Regions from separate parts of the Homo sapiens genome. Here all the other regions are linked to region 4. Evidence: chromatin contacts called from ENCODE Hi-C or POLR2A ChIA-PET data. All regions are on one chromosome and are shown on one strand. Each heading gives the region's core, a stretch centred on a gene start or an enhancer-like site at or near the end of the contact. The rest is flanking DNA. Distances are from core to core; before and after follow the strand shown. Region 1 has its middle 93 kb from the start of LINC01203. Region 2 overlaps LOC124905248 (a long non-coding RNA gene). Region 3 holds the start of PRPS2 (phosphoribosyl pyrophosphate synthetase 2). Region 4 overlaps LOC105373133 (a long non-coding RNA gene). Region 5 has its middle 42 kb from the start of LINC01203.

Region 1 (2,700 bases), core at 50-2,549, 340 kb before region 4:
GAGTTTTGTGTTAAATGAAGAAACACACAAAAAGTACTTGCCTGGCTCATAATATGCACCATAGGTGAGAGCTGTTTCGCTTATTTACTATTCATTTTATGTAACCTTGTGCTGTTATTGATTTACACACACACACACACACTTCTTCCATTGCTCTTTCATGTCTCAGTGGTTGTACTTATCATCCATAAAGAGAAATTCCATTTTCTAAAACAGCACATTTCTAGGAGCCAGGGAATATGCTTCTTCACTCACTAGCTGTGCCATGAGCACTTCACTTATTTTCTCAGTATTTAGGTTTCTTCATTTGATAAAGAAAGCTGGCCAGGTACAGCGGCTCATGCCTGTAATCCCACCACTTTGGGAGGCCGAGGTGGGTGGATTGCTGGAGTCCAAGGTGGAAGGATTGCTTGAGGTCAGGAGTTCAAAATCAGCCTGGGCAATGTAGTGATACCTCATCTCTACTAAAAATCAAAAAAATTAGCCAGGCATGGTGGCATGCACCTGTAGTCCCAGACACTCGGGAGGCTGAGGCTAGAGAATCACTAGATTTAGGGAGGCGAAGTGAGCTGTGCAGTGAGCTGTGATTGTACCACTGCACTCCAGCCTGGGTGACACAGTGAGACCCTATTAAAAAAAAAGAAGAAGAAGAAAGAAAAGGGAAGGTATTGTCTTTATTTCAGTTCCCCCCAAAAAAGACCCTGATAAAGTGCTAGTCATTTACTTGGGAGGTGATTGAAGGAAACTCCAATAATGGAGTGAGAAGGTGAGCCTGGAAAGGAAGGAAAGGCAGGGAAGCCCTTAAAAGATACACTATCAAGCTACTTCCTGCTATGGACAAAGGGACCACAGGGCTTCATCCCACGAAGAGCTCTCAGCATAGACCACCCCATGCCTCAGAGGTACACCCCCAAAGGAAGAGCTTGCTGGCTATTTAAACACCATCTCCCTTCAGGCATTGGTTGAGAGCTGCTGGGACGGTGGTGCATTCAATCTCAGGCTCTCCTCCCTCTGTGGGTGGGCTGAGCAGGCCCAGCCTCGAGAGGAAATTGGCAGTCAGCTGAAAGTGGGGCAGCACATACCACAATGGGAAGGTCTGAGGGGGGCCTCTCTAGGCTAAAGTGGTGATTGATTCAACTCAGTAAATATGTTTTTGCGGGGGAGAGAGGGAAGTGGCAGAAGCTATTCTGTCCAAAGAACTTTGCTAGCTAAGCAACAGGCTATGAAGATGAGTAAGAAATGGTTCCAGACTTTAAGGGTGTCACAATTCAGTGGCAGAGATAGGCATGTTAACAAATATTATATTAACAATCTTTACTGTGTAAGGAGTCCAAGACTAGAAGTTTGTTTATTTTTACCTAACAGACTGGTAAATAGTGAGGCTATGGGAAAACAGACAATCTCATGCATGGTTGCTAAAAGGAATGATTTGCCAATGTTTTTCAAAAATACAAATGTGTTTGTTTACTCTTTGACCCAGCAATCCATCTTCCGGGAATTTATCCTATAGATCTGCCTGTACATGAACAAAATGATGAATGTGCAAGGTGATTCATTGCAGCATCATTGTAATAACAAAAGACTAGAAATAATCCAAGCGAACATCAGGAGGGACTGGTTAAATGCAGTGGAGTAATTTGCAGCTGTATAAAAGAGTGAAGGAGTCTTCCCCAGAATATATTGTTAAGTTAAAAAAAATCAAAATGAAAAGGCAGAGTATATGTGGTGAGATAGAGGATTCAGAGCTGATCAAGGAAAGGACATGACCACGAAATGACAGTAGCACAAATGAACTTTGTTTGGGTGGTGCTTGGTTAGCATACGTGAGTGAAGTTCTTCACAGCAGGAGACCTTCCAGAAAGAGCAGCATGGAGCCACCACCCAGAAGAGGAAGAGAACAAGGGCATTCCCAGGGGAGAGGGAAATCGGAGAAGTGCCTCCTGCAGGTAGATGATGTTACCCAGTAACAAGATGGGGAGTCTTTGGGGTCAGAGAGCTTGAATCGGCAGCAGTGGCTTGGTGTCTTTCGTATCCCCAAGGTTCATCTTATCTATGGCTAGCAGATGTTGGGTACAGCTTCATAGGATGTGCAAGACAGGCAGGCTTTAAATAGCTAAAAATATGGTTATTTGGGCTACATTTAAGGCAATCAGATGTATATGAATTTGAGTTTAGTGCCAGAGGGCTTTGAGCTAATTGTCCTAGCCTGCTGTGAAGATGTAAACAACATGGGGACCAATATCCAGGGCCCCCCACCTTTAGCCCATTTATATAACAGCATGTAACATGTTAACTCTATGTAAGAATGAGGGAGAAATCAGAACATATATGTGTTTGTACATAGTTCCATAAAGAAACATTGGAAGTATATGCAAGAAACTAATAAAAGGAATGAGGCAATAGGGTGGAGGACAGACCAGCTTATGGATGCTAGTAAGACTTCTCAATATATATTTTTTATACCATTTTTATTTTTGAACCACGTGAAGGTATCACTTGAAAAAACAAGTAAAATTAAAGCAAACGAAGAAGAGGGTTGTCCAAAGTTCACAAGCATCATGGAGGCAGGTGGTTAACACTGTTGGAGGGATGGGAGATTATGGTTTTAGTGCAATCACATCATTCAGGTATTTATTTACTGTCCACCTTGTCCTAAAACTTTAGTTCTGGCACATAGTAGGCACATGATAAATATCTTTT
Region 2 (2,872 bases), core at 89-2,588, 310 kb before region 4:
GATATTTTTCAGGGTGGCAGCCTAACTAAAAGAGTATATTTCCCAGCTAAGCATGGCATTATAACTGAATTCTGTCCAATATGAAAGCTATTGGGTGTCACTTCCGGAAAGACTCCTTAGAAAGGAATAGGACGTGCCTCTTCTTGCCTTACCCCTTTTACCTTCCTGTTCCCTGGAATGTAGATGTGATGGCTGCAGCCAGAGTAGCCATATTGTGACACTGAGGATGCAAACCATGTATGTATGAGAATGGTGAAGCAGATAGAAGGACTCTGACTGCCCAGTGACTTTGTTAAGGTACTACATCGGCCTGGACTGACCACCTCTGGCCCTTTTTTTTTTTTTTTTTGGAGACTGAGTCTCACTCTGTCACCCAGGAGGCTACAGTGCAGTGGCATGATCTTGGCTCACTGCAACCTCTGCCTCCAAGGTTCAAGCAATTCTCCTGCCTCAGCCTCCCGAGTAGCTGGGATTACAGGTGTGTGCCACCATGCCAGGATAATTTTTTTTTGTATTTTTAGTAGAGGCGGGGTTTCACCATGTTGGCCAGGCTGGTCTCGAACTCTTGACCTCAAGTGATCCGCCTGCCTCAGCCTTCCAAAGTCCTGGGATTACAGGTGTGAGCCACCATGCCTGGCCTCACCTCTGGACTTTTTAATAATCCCTGGAGGCTATCAGAGTTTATTAAAACACCCAGAGGTTAGGATTAGACCAAATGCAGTTGGTCTAATCATAACCAACATGGTCACATAGCTAGGACTTGTAGAGCTTGGACTGTAAGACATCTAACTTTTGCTATTTCCATTCTGGACATGCACCCAGGCAGGTCATTTAAAGACAATATTTAAGTGGAAGAATAATCAAGATGTAAAACCACTCAAATAGTTTCATAAATACTTTTTGGGGAGCATAGAAGTTACTGGTCTTATAGAAGCCCTGTTGTAGAAAACTGTTTATTGTTCAGTTCTCGCTTTAGAAGTTTAAAACACATTTAGGTTTTCTCTTCTCTCGTTTATTTCAATGACTTTCCCTCCTTATCTGACTGTTAGTCTTGTTGGAATCTGGTCATGTGGTTGCTTTGTCTGGATTGTGAGAAATATAAGAATGCGCAAAGCCAGTGTAGTCTTCTCACCCAGCCGACTAACACATGACTCATGCATTCCAGTAAAGGTGGAGCAGGCCTGGCCACCAAAACCTGACCCCTGAGTCATTTCAATCAACTGCGAATGCCCAGGCAGCTGCATGCATTTGCTGAAACATTCTTTGGAAGGCATATGCTAATCCTTTCTTCCTAGATATAAATATTAACTCATCCATGCCTGTAGCACTTGTGGTCTCTGAACCCTACTTTTGGAATGCAGTTGGGGATATCAAGTTTGCAGGCTTGAGACACTGCCAGGTGACAGTTTGCTTCATTTTTCCATGGCCTTATTTAATCCTTTATTACTTTTTTTTTTGGTAGCACATGGCATTCATTTATGCACCCCTGGATGAGCAAAGTTCTTTGGCAGTTAACCTGAGTGACAAGGCACAAATCAATGGTCACTTCTTCCTTTCACAATAGGAAATTCTTGACTTAACCCTACTAGTTTCTTTCCAGCAGGGATGCAAGAGGTTACTGAGAACAGTGTCGATAACCTTGCATGATGTGCTATTTCTTTTTTCTTTTGATTAGGCTGTTTGCCCCCTTCATCATACCCTTACAAAATCATCCTCATATTTGTGTCATTAACCCTTTAACTGATTTCAACACACTTCCAGGAAGATTCAGTGGGTGTTTCAATCTACCATTTTGCAAGAGTGTCTCTTCTTACCTATCCATAAGCATAACTAATCTTTCTTTCATATCAATCTGTACTAATAGTACATTTGTAGCTCGTGGAATCTAATAAGGATTATGTAAATTTCTGCCTATTGATTTTTTTAGGTCCTCCAAACTAGATAAAAGGAAAGACTTTTATTTTCTGATGTCCCATTTAATAATTCAGTCTTCTTTTTCTGCAACTTAAACTCCATATCTATTATAATCTCTGCTTCATATAATAGCTGTTCTCATAGATACTTCAAGATTTTTTTCAGAAGGTCAAACAAGAGCTTCCTGCAAGATATAAAGGTGAGAGAACATTTAAACAGGCATCTCCAGTCATTGATAAGTTACTTGCTTCTTTGAAAATTCCAATTATCTTTGTGTACATGTTTTAAATTGCAGACGTTGTATTGGATAGAGATATCAGATTCACTGGGAAAGAGAGTGAGGGGCTAAATTTATTTTAGCTGAGATTTCTGCCACAGGCTCTTCAAGTTGAGCACCTTCTCTCAGTGGGTAGAGAGGCTAATTTAGCTTCAAAAATGATGATTTTCACAACACAAATGCAATGTACCATGAATTTCACTAGTTTAGAAAGCTAGATATTATATACTTGTGTTTTAAGAGTTCCAAGAAAAGGAGCCATTAACCATCTTACTTTTATCAATCAAAATAATTAAATTGAAAATAAAATGAAATTTTCTGAGTAAATCAGTTGTAATAATTGCTCTGTGATTTATGAAATATGAGTGGGCTGTTGAGAAATACACTCTCTAGTTGATGGACCATATATTATGCTAGCTGTTCCTTAAGGCTGCTCTTCTGAAAGCAAATCTATTTGCTGAAAGAAGTGGACTGAAATGGGAAACAAATTGTGCACTAGAAGGCACTAGAATTATGAATGTCAGCCTGGAATGGAAAACATATATTTCAGAAACATGCTTATTGGGAGAATAGACAAAGCATGAGGTCATAGGAAGGAAGGGCAGAGATGGGGAATAAATGATTAATAAAAAGCTTCTGAATGCTCTGTGGAACAACTCCAAATCCTTTCATAGATCAGTT
Region 3 (2,803 bases), core at 249-2,748, 300 kb after region 4:
CCTAAAAAGCTGACTTGCCAAAATATAGCATCTTCCCCATCAGTATTAACATAACTCCTCCTTAAGAAATTTTTGCCTAACCCCAAGTCAAGATTTTCTGCTAGAAATTTTATAGTTCTAGATTTTACAATTAGGTCTATGATCCACTTCAAAGTTAATTTTTACAAATGGTGAAAAGTATGGATGGAAGTTCATATTTTTTGGCATATGGGTGTCCAACTGTTCCAACACCATTTCTAGAAAATGTTGGTAAAATTGAACCTTTGCCAAAGATATAAAAATTATCAGTAACTGTGGACAGTTAACGGTACTAGACATTGGAGGAAGAAGGGGGAAAAATGAGACCAATTTGAAATGAGTCAAGGAGCTGTGTGGACTCAGGCAGATAGACAAAGGAGCCCCCCAGGTCAGCTTCCGAGGATGGCCACCACCTGAGGCTCTCCTGGACTTGAGAAATGGGTGAAAGTTACAGTCGAATCACGGCGTTGTTGCTGGACACAGCAGAGTCCTAGAACAAGAAGGAAGCTGAAAGTCCATCATCTTTAAAGCAGCAAGAGTAGTGGGAGCAGAGGGGAGCCCAGCACGTGCGTCCTGGGGTTCTCACAGTCTTTCAAACCTTGGCACAACTGCACCCTCTGGATAACGCAGTGGTCTGCGCCCTGGCTGCTCAGGAGAAGCCAGGGAAGCTTGTAAAATCGCTGATCCTCCGCCCGTTGGATCAAACCCTTGGGGGCAGGTCGGGGGAAGCAGCGTTCGGACCGTCCCCAGGTAAACCCAGCGTGCAACCAGAGTTGGGGACGGGGGGAAACCTTTAGTCGCACGCACTGGTCTGAGGTTCAGCTTTGTAGGGACGCGGAAACTGGGACCAGCCAACCCAGGACGTCTCTCCACCGCGCGCTGACCCGATGCGGTTCCCGCCCGCTGCGCCCACTCTCTCCCCGACGGTCTGTGACCGCCCAGACGTCTCCCTTCCGGGCTGGGGACGCCAGGCCGGGCGGCACCGCTGGGAGGCCGGGAGCGGCTCGGGACCGCCGGGTCGCCGCGGTCCCAGGACCGGAGGCCCTGCAACCGGGGGCACAGCCGAGGCGCGCATCGGGACGCGCGGCGCCCCGCCTCGGTTTCTTCGCAGGCGCGGGCGCGGGGGCGCGGAGGCCGCGTTGCCACCGTCCCGCCCCGGAAGGGGGAGCGCGGCGTCCGCGGAGGTGGCCCGGGCAGGCGCCGGCCCCCAACCCGGCCCCGCAGCCGCGTGCCCAGCGCTCTCCCTAGCCCGGCCGCCGGCGCGGCCCCCACCTGGTCTCCTGGTTGCTGAACTTCTTCGTGACCACCTTGCCCAGCTCCAGGCCCAGGCGGTCGGCCACGCGCTGGGACAGGTCCTGATGCGAGCTGCCGCTGAACAGCACGATGTTGGGCATGGTGGGGCGCGGAACTCCGAGGGGCGCGCGGCGGCGGAGGAGGTGGCGGAGGCAACAGCGACAGCGACGCGGGAGGCTGCTGCTGCGGGAGCGGGAAAGCGCGGCGGCTAGATGTAGGGAAGGGGAGGAGCGGAGGGGGAGGAGCCGGAGGAGGAGCTAGAGGGGGCAGAGAGGGAGGAAGAGCGGGCGTGGAGGGGGAGCTGGAAAGTGCCGGGGGGCGGGGGCACAGCCCTGGCAGCAGTTTTGGACGCCCTGGGTGGTCCTGAAGCCCGAAGGTGTCCTTGCTCCGCGAGAGAGCTCCGAGCTTCATTCTTGATCTTCCAGACCTGCCTCGCGGGGAGAGCCAATGAACCGCGGTTAGCTGGGCACAGAGGGAGAGTTCGGGCCGGGGGGATCCCTCGAGGTGCTTCGCAGCCCGGAGCGACTTCCCACCCCGGAACACCGCAAACCCAGTGTGGGCGACTGGTGTTCAGCTATAGCAAGGGTCTGCAAACTACAGCCTATGGGCCAGATCGCGAGAGCTCCCTGTGTTTGTACCAGAGAGCTAAGCATGGTTTTCATACATGAACATTTGCACTTTATGTGATGATAGCAGACACCGCCTTTGAACTCCAATTAAGAGAAATATCCCCCCCGCAAAAGAATTCCTTTTCTCTCATTAATAGATGTGAGTTGCAAATAATTGTACTCAAATATTACCGTATTTTGGATTATATCAATAAAAACATTGTGACAATTTTTTCTCTCTTGTTATGTAAGTTCCTACGTAATATCTTCCCTTTTCTTGCTTGGTCTGCAAAATGTAAATATTGGCCATGTGGTCCCTCATAGTTCAAACTTGATGACCCCTGAACTACAGAGTTGCCCCTGCACCATGTGTCCTTAAAAAATCCAACCACTATGTGAGTCCTCATCACAGGCTGAGGGGAAGTATTGCTCTTGGTGGCTCACTGGATCAAACCAAGTCCCCCAGATTCACCATTTTTCGGTAGATGTGATGGTCCTTGGGGCACTTCACAACCTTCTGCCTGTTGGGTGCTCAAGGGCCTGATCCCAGGAACACAGATCTCCCTAGACAATCCAGCTCAGTCCCTCCACATCCCTGGAGTCAGGGCCTCCTTCCTCTCTTTCCTGCTAGAAACCAGCAAAAAGGTTTTCTCAAGATGCCAATGCAGTACCAGAGCCAACTTCAGGGCACAAACCAAGTGTAGGAGAAAGGAAAGCAGTCCCTGTCTATAGAGGGCTGGTTGGTGATGCTGGTCACAGTTTCACACTCCTCAACAAAGGCTGATTCAACCGGGTAGATAAATGGCTTGGTTTTACTAATGTTTGCCACGAATTGGCTCTCCATCAACAGCAAAGCCCACTTGCAATTGGGTTGTAGCCTACTC
Region 4 (2,751 bases), core at 136-2,635:
GATTCGGCTTTGTGCTTTTTGGCCACTCGTCATAAAGAGACCTAAGTAATATTTCTCATAGGATGGAGGAAGCACACATTAATCATTGATTGTTTCCTGTGTGCCTGATACTGTGCGCTGGAGGCCTTGGGAGACTTCATAATAAATCAGATCAGGCTCCTGCTCCCCTGTTCTGATGTACAGGCAGTACCTTCTATACCAGGCTGTGAAAAACACTAGACTGTGTTTGAGTGTGATTGTGAGCGTCTGAGTCACAGTCTAGTATAGAAGTTACTGCATGTACATTGGTGACAAAAATTCAAGGTAGAAAGTGACAGGTGACTCAAACAGGTTTGAACCAAGCACTGGGGGTGTCATATGCTTTGCCCGACATTCAGTTGAATTGTTGACTGATAGAGGCCGGTGAGGGGGCAGGTGCCATGTTTTCACAGGAAAGGGTGCTTAAAGGGTGGGATGGGAAATGTAAATGTATCAAGGAAAGTGCAAAGGAAATTTCCATTCCCCTTTTTCTGGCTTTGCCTGCATGGAAGAGTTTGCCCCTCAGCCTCAGAGGATCCATCTGGGGGCCCCAGGAGTCTCAGGGTAGATTAGTCTCCTATGGCTGCAGTAACAAATGACCACCAACTTGGTGGCTTAAGACAACAGTTTATTCTCTCACAGTTCTGGCGGCCAGAATTTTGAAATCAGTCTCGCTAGGCCCAAATCAAGGTGTGGGCAGGGCCACGTTCCCCCAGGAAGCTCTAGGGGAGTATCTGATCCTTGCCTTTTCCAGCTTCTAGTGGCCATCCATATTCCTTGGCTTGTGGCCTCATCACCCCAATTTCTGCTGTTGTTACATCACCTTTTCCATGTGCACGTAGATCTCCCTCTGCCTCCTTCTCTCAAGAATACGTGTGATTACATTTAGGACCCACTCAGATGATACAGGATAATCTCCCCATCTCAAGATTCTTCACTTAATGACATCTGCAAAGACCACCTTTTTTCATAGAAGGCTACCGGGATCAGGATCTGCTATCTTTAGAAGCCATTATTCAGCCTGCTACACAGAGCTAGTGCCGCCCTCCACCCCTGCCCCCTCACTGCCCACTGCCCACCTTGGTCCTGATGCCTGCAAATGGAGGCAAACACTGACCTCTCTCTGTCAGAAACAAACATGCAGTAATTAAAACGCGTGTTCATGGTCCCGCCTTCTCTCTTTCACCTTCTGCATAGTTGTATGGGCTGCCAGCTTCCTGGTTGCAGAATGACTCTTTGAAGAAGCCCCAGACGGAGCTTCCTCAGAGCTGTGGGTGGAATGTGCCCAACCAAGACTTGAGGGCAGGGCTTCTCACCGCAGCACTTTGTGGCAGGAGCTGTGCTGTGCGTTGTAGGATATTTAACAGCATCCCTGGCCTCTACCCACTAGATGCCAGTAGCACCCTCGCCTCCCCAACCCAGCTGTGGCAACCTAAAATGTCTCTAAACATTGCCAAACATCTCCTGGAGGGCCAAATGGCACCCAGATGAATCCCACTGCTCTACAGAGTGAAGTGGGGCCTCTCTGGCCCTGGGGGGTGGGGCTGGGCTGCTTTGCCACCCTTCTCTTTTCTAGGTCTCTTGAGTTTTGAGAACATGGAAGGGCCATGTTGCTGGGTCTCTAGTCTAGCCCCTTTGTCCTCAATCCTGCTGGGGAGGGGCTTCTAGAGCTGGGTTTCCCAAGACTAGGAATAACTGGGGCCCTGAATGAAGGGCTCAACTGGTGGATCCCAGGATCCCCTCTGACCAGACAGTTCTGGACCTGAGACAAGCTGAACAACCTCTCAGTTTTCTTTCCTTAGGGTCCTGAGAGGCAGTGGAAGTTGGTGTCTTGGACACTGGGGTCCCCGGGGGCATTCTATACTACTTACAGCCTCTGTTCTTGGTAGTAAACCCAAGAGAACATCTCAGTGGAGTAGAGCAAAGAGGCTAAGAGTGAGGGGCTTTGGCAGCTGACTGTTCAGAGTGGATTCTTAGTTCCACTCCTTATAAGCTCAGGCACCTGGGGCAAGTTACATGCACTGCCACAGTTTCTTCACTGCAAAATGTGGATAGAATTGAATCTCCTTCATAGGATTGTGGTGAGAATGAAATGGATGATACATATCAAGTGGTCAATAAATAGTCACTTAAAATGAGAATAACTTTTATCATATTTGTGTCTTATCTCTCTGTAAGATTTGATCATCCTCCTCAAGCAACCCCTAAGAAGATATTTCAAAGGGTGCATTTAGTTCTTGCCATCTCTGAGAAATGGATCTCTCCTACACATACATTATAGATAAAATACAATCATCCATGTGACATTCTGTGTTCTTCAATATCCCCATAATCTCATAAGCCTCTCCTGGTCAGTACTGCACAGGCCGAAACTAGATTCGGTTTTCTATGTACTTTCCTGTAGCCAGAAGCTACAGTTAAAGCTTGTTTAAAAAAAAAAAAAAAAGTAAAAACGAAGTTTTCTACACTGGCTGCTCCTTTCTTTGCTTTGAAGCTAGACTGTAAGTTCACAGGTAGCCCCAAATGCATAAAGATAAGGCTTCCTTTATAACAAGGAAAGAGAGAGAGAGACAAATCCCAAAGGCTTGCTTTTCACTCACATATATTATAAATTTAGTTGGATGAAGCAAGATTACAGCCAAATATGGGCAGAACATGCAGAGAAACCTTAACTGTGATTGGCTCTTAACTTTGCCCCAAAAGAAGAACATTGTGGTTTAAACATCGCCGTCC
Region 5 (2,700 bases), core at 14-2,513, 280 kb before region 4:
TGTTTAAAGTGTTTGTGGGATTACTAAGAAGCACGAGTAGATCAAGTTAATATTCAGAAACTGTTTATCACATGCTGGGCTATGGGATCAATTTACTGGACTGAACTTCATACATTAAAGTTCCTTATTATTCCCTCTATCATGTAATTTAGAGAGCAAGGAGAGAACAAAGACACAGGTCAAAAAGCTTCTTTAAAATCTCACTTACTCTCCTTCTCTACTTCCATTTACCCTGAGAATAAAGAAGAATAAAGGGGTGGGAAAGGCCTATCCTCATTCCTCTTGCTCTTTCCACAGAGGACAATGAGGCAGGACTGAGCAGTGTCTTCATCCCTCACGGAATTCCAAGGTGGATGCCATCTGTGAAGCGACTTCGTGTTGGCCTGAACTTGCTAGGAGCTTTTAGCCACTCATTTGGTTGTAATCCAACACATGACGTAATAGTCGGCCGTCTGGATTAATCAGTCCCAGCTGTTGGACGCTCTGCTCTGTGTGGGGGTTCAAGCCTCTCCATCTGTTCCTGGGGCCTCTCCACTTATCCCTTCTCTGCTTGAGCCTCCAGCCATGACAGATGGCTCTTTCTCAGTATTACAGATAATTTTTCTCTGATCAGTGTCTCAGCTCCAATTTGTGCTTAACATTTTTAACTGCCCCTCATCACTGCCATCACCTTAGGCATTTATGGAGATTTATACTACATATGCATATGTATGTGTCTGCATGCATATAATGACCCGCACACACATTCATAATTTCATTCTGTTTACCATTCGCACACAACAACTAGCATTGTGGTCATGCTGGTTGCCCCTCCCTTACTGGGTTATTTCTTTTGGAGAATCTATCTAGATGATCTTACTCACTGGAAAGGCGTGATACGAAGGCGACTCAGCTGGGTGAAAACGTGGTTGGAGCATAAGAGTCCCAGCATCAAACAGTAATAGAAACAGCAGTAGCAGCAGTGTATTTCCACAGCACTCTTAAACTCGGCTTGGATTCTCTACAATGGCTGTGGGTAGAAAAAATAGCAGGGCCTCTGACGAGTTGTGGATCAACTCCAAAACCCCTCTCCACCACATTTATGAGTACTTGAAACCACAAAAGTTATAATCTCCCAGTCCCAAGGGCCTATTCTATATCCTGCTGCTCCAGCCAGGCAGCTTCATTTTTGGCTCTGAGAACCACATCTCTGTAATTACAAAACTTGAGTTCAAACAATGTGGGGATTTTCGGGAGTGGTTGAGAAAGACTGTCAATAGAGAGACTGCACATGGCAGCTGTAGCCCAAGCCAGGGAATATTCTCATCAGCAAACCACAGAACAGGCTTTGGAACAATGTCTTTTACCACACCTGCTATCCCAGTCATCTTCACACGTGAAAGGATAAAATTTACACAGATGTTTCATTTCCTCCAGGGAATATTTCAAAGCAATGATAGTTTTCATTTATTATTTTATGTCTAATTATTAGCACTGTTCTTTTTTTTTTCTTTTTTTGGCCAATGATGATAGTAGTGGTTTCCTTTAAGACTGGATATCTAAAATAGTCTACTTTATTTCCCTTAGCAATCTTTATGTTTCATATATTTGATACAAATAATACTATTGCAGTGGTGGTCAACCAGGGTTGATTTTGCCCTCCAGGGGACATCTGGCAATATCTGGAGACATTTTGGTTGACACAACTTCTGTGGGAGTGGAGGTGCTCCTGGTATCTAGCAGGTGGAGGCCAGGGAAGCTGAAAACTGGATTATTTGTTAATTATGCCACTGCTATGCTGTCAGTAAATCTGACGAATGCTGTTCCGTGAAAAGGAGAGCTCAAGGGTGTGGAATTCCAGGTGCCAGGCAAGCCTTCTTCCAGAATATTTTGACCTGGATGAAGGCTCACCCCAGAAACCAAAAAATTTTACTTTGATCTTGACTAAATTCTGGGGACCAGCCAGAATATAGGGGCTGGCATGTGATTGTGATGGGATTGTTTGCCCTGCCAGACAATGTAAGTTGGATCTATTTTTGGTGGATGTCTTGGGGCCTGGTGTCTTTTTCTTCCTCTTCAGTGCTTTTCTCAAGACTAAGGATTTTCTTAACCTATAGTCTCTTGTACAGCTAATCATATACTCTTTAAGAAGCAAACAAAATTGATGTGCATAAATCAAGTGCAAAATTGATTTAAGATTGATTTCTTTGGTTTAAAAAAAATGAGAGTGGCCGAGCATGGTGGCTCATGCCTGTAATCCCAGCACTTCGGGAGGCTGAGGCGGGTGGATTGCCTGAGCTCAGGAGTTTGAGATCAGCCTAGGGAATGTGGCAAAACCCCATCTTTACCAAAAATACAAAAAATTAGCCGGGCATGATGGCACATGCCTGTGGTCACAGCTACTCAGGAAGCTGAGTTAGGAGGATCACTTGGGCCTGGGAGGTGGAGGTTACAGTGAGCGGAGATCGCACCACTGCACTCCAGCCTGGGCAACAGAGCGGGACCCTGTCTGGAAAAAAAAATAATAATAAGAGTGGCAAATACTTGACGTGGGAGGCATGCATGACCCTGCAAAGATTTTTACCAGGTCTGCCCACCTTCTTTTTCTATTAAGCCATAAAACTTCTGAAGCCAGTCTTGCCCACAATATTCTATTTTCTAGAATCTGCAGAGTCAGAGTTCAATGAAGGATTTTTTTTAATTGTAAACCAAACTAAAAAT

The links. Hi-C counts contacts between places; a loop is a spot of excess contacts on that map. ChIA-PET counts read pairs that join two places held with the same protein, here RNA polymerase II (POLR2A). Pooled maps may share reads with other maps.
Region 1: a map with no recorded cell type shows a loop between it and region 4 (3-fold over the local background). The contact joins two enhancer-like sites. A Hi-C loop is called at or near these places in 2 of 168 maps with a recorded cell type or tissue (B cell and PC-3), 14 of 37 single-sample maps with no recorded cell type and 5 of 50 pooled maps.
Region 2: a loop to region 4 is called in a map of Calu3, with 6 times the contacts of the local background. The contact joins two enhancer-like sites. A Hi-C loop is called at or near these places in 5 of 168 maps with a recorded cell type or tissue (Calu3, GM12878, PC-9 and 2 more), 1 of 37 single-sample maps with no recorded cell type and 14 of 50 pooled maps. POLR2A ChIA-PET finds 5 or more read pairs at or near these places in 2 of 52 experiments (A549 and OCI-LY7).
Region 3: a loop to region 4 is called in a map of CD4-positive, alpha-beta memory T cell, with 4 times the contacts of the local background. The contact joins the promoter of PRPS2 here to the enhancer-like site in region 4. A Hi-C loop is called at or near these places in 1 of 168 maps with a recorded cell type or tissue (CD4-positive, alpha-beta memory T cell) and 8 of 50 pooled maps. POLR2A ChIA-PET finds 5 or more read pairs at or near these places in 1 of 52 experiments (OCI-LY7).
Region 5: a loop to region 4 is called in a pooled map, with 2.4 times the contacts of the local background. The contact joins two enhancer-like sites. A Hi-C loop is called at or near these places in 3 of 168 maps with a recorded cell type or tissue (GM12878, naive thymus-derived CD4-positive, alpha-beta T cell and natural killer cell) and 12 of 50 pooled maps. POLR2A ChIA-PET finds 5 or more read pairs at or near these places in 2 of 52 experiments (A549 and CD4-positive, alpha-beta T cell).

The regions. Positions count from the first base shown.
Region 1 is chrX:13,426,995-13,429,694 of GRCh38, reverse strand. No RefSeq gene overlaps it. Among named protein-coding and RNA genes, the nearest start is that of LINC01203, 93 kb to the right of the region's middle. RefSeq lists an enhancer at 772-1,289. Within about 2 kb of position 1,299, at least 5 of the 41 ENCODE cell types and tissues checked have a DNase peak (open chromatin) inside an H3K27ac peak, as active enhancers do.
Region 2 is chrX:13,396,962-13,399,833 of GRCh38, reverse strand. All of the region lies in intron 1 of LOC124905248 (a long non-coding RNA gene), which reads left to right. Among named protein-coding and RNA genes, the nearest start is that of LINC01203, 63 kb to the right of the region's middle. Within about 2 kb of position 1,338, at least 7 of the 41 ENCODE cell types and tissues checked have a DNase peak (open chromatin) inside an H3K27ac peak, as active enhancers do.
Region 3 is chrX:12,790,107-12,792,909 of GRCh38, reverse strand. It overlaps PRPS2 (phosphoribosyl pyrophosphate synthetase 2), which reads right to left and starts at 1,498. Exons shown (of 7, transcript NM_002765.5): 1 at 1,291-1,498. The coding sequence starts at 1,412. RefSeq lists a silencer at 793-1,242.
Region 4 is chrX:13,091,270-13,094,020 of GRCh38, reverse strand. All of the region lies in intron 3 of LOC105373133 (a long non-coding RNA gene), which reads right to left. Among named protein-coding and RNA genes, the nearest start is that of FAM9C, 48 kb to the right of the region's middle. Within about 2 kb of position 1,385, at least 12 of the 41 ENCODE cell types and tissues checked have a DNase peak (open chromatin) inside an H3K27ac peak, as active enhancers do.
Region 5 is chrX:13,375,499-13,378,198 of GRCh38, reverse strand. No RefSeq gene overlaps it. Among named protein-coding and RNA genes, the nearest start is that of LINC01203, 42 kb to the right of the region's middle. Within about 2 kb of position 1,263, at least 8 of the 41 ENCODE cell types and tissues checked have a DNase peak (open chromatin) inside an H3K27ac peak, as active enhancers do.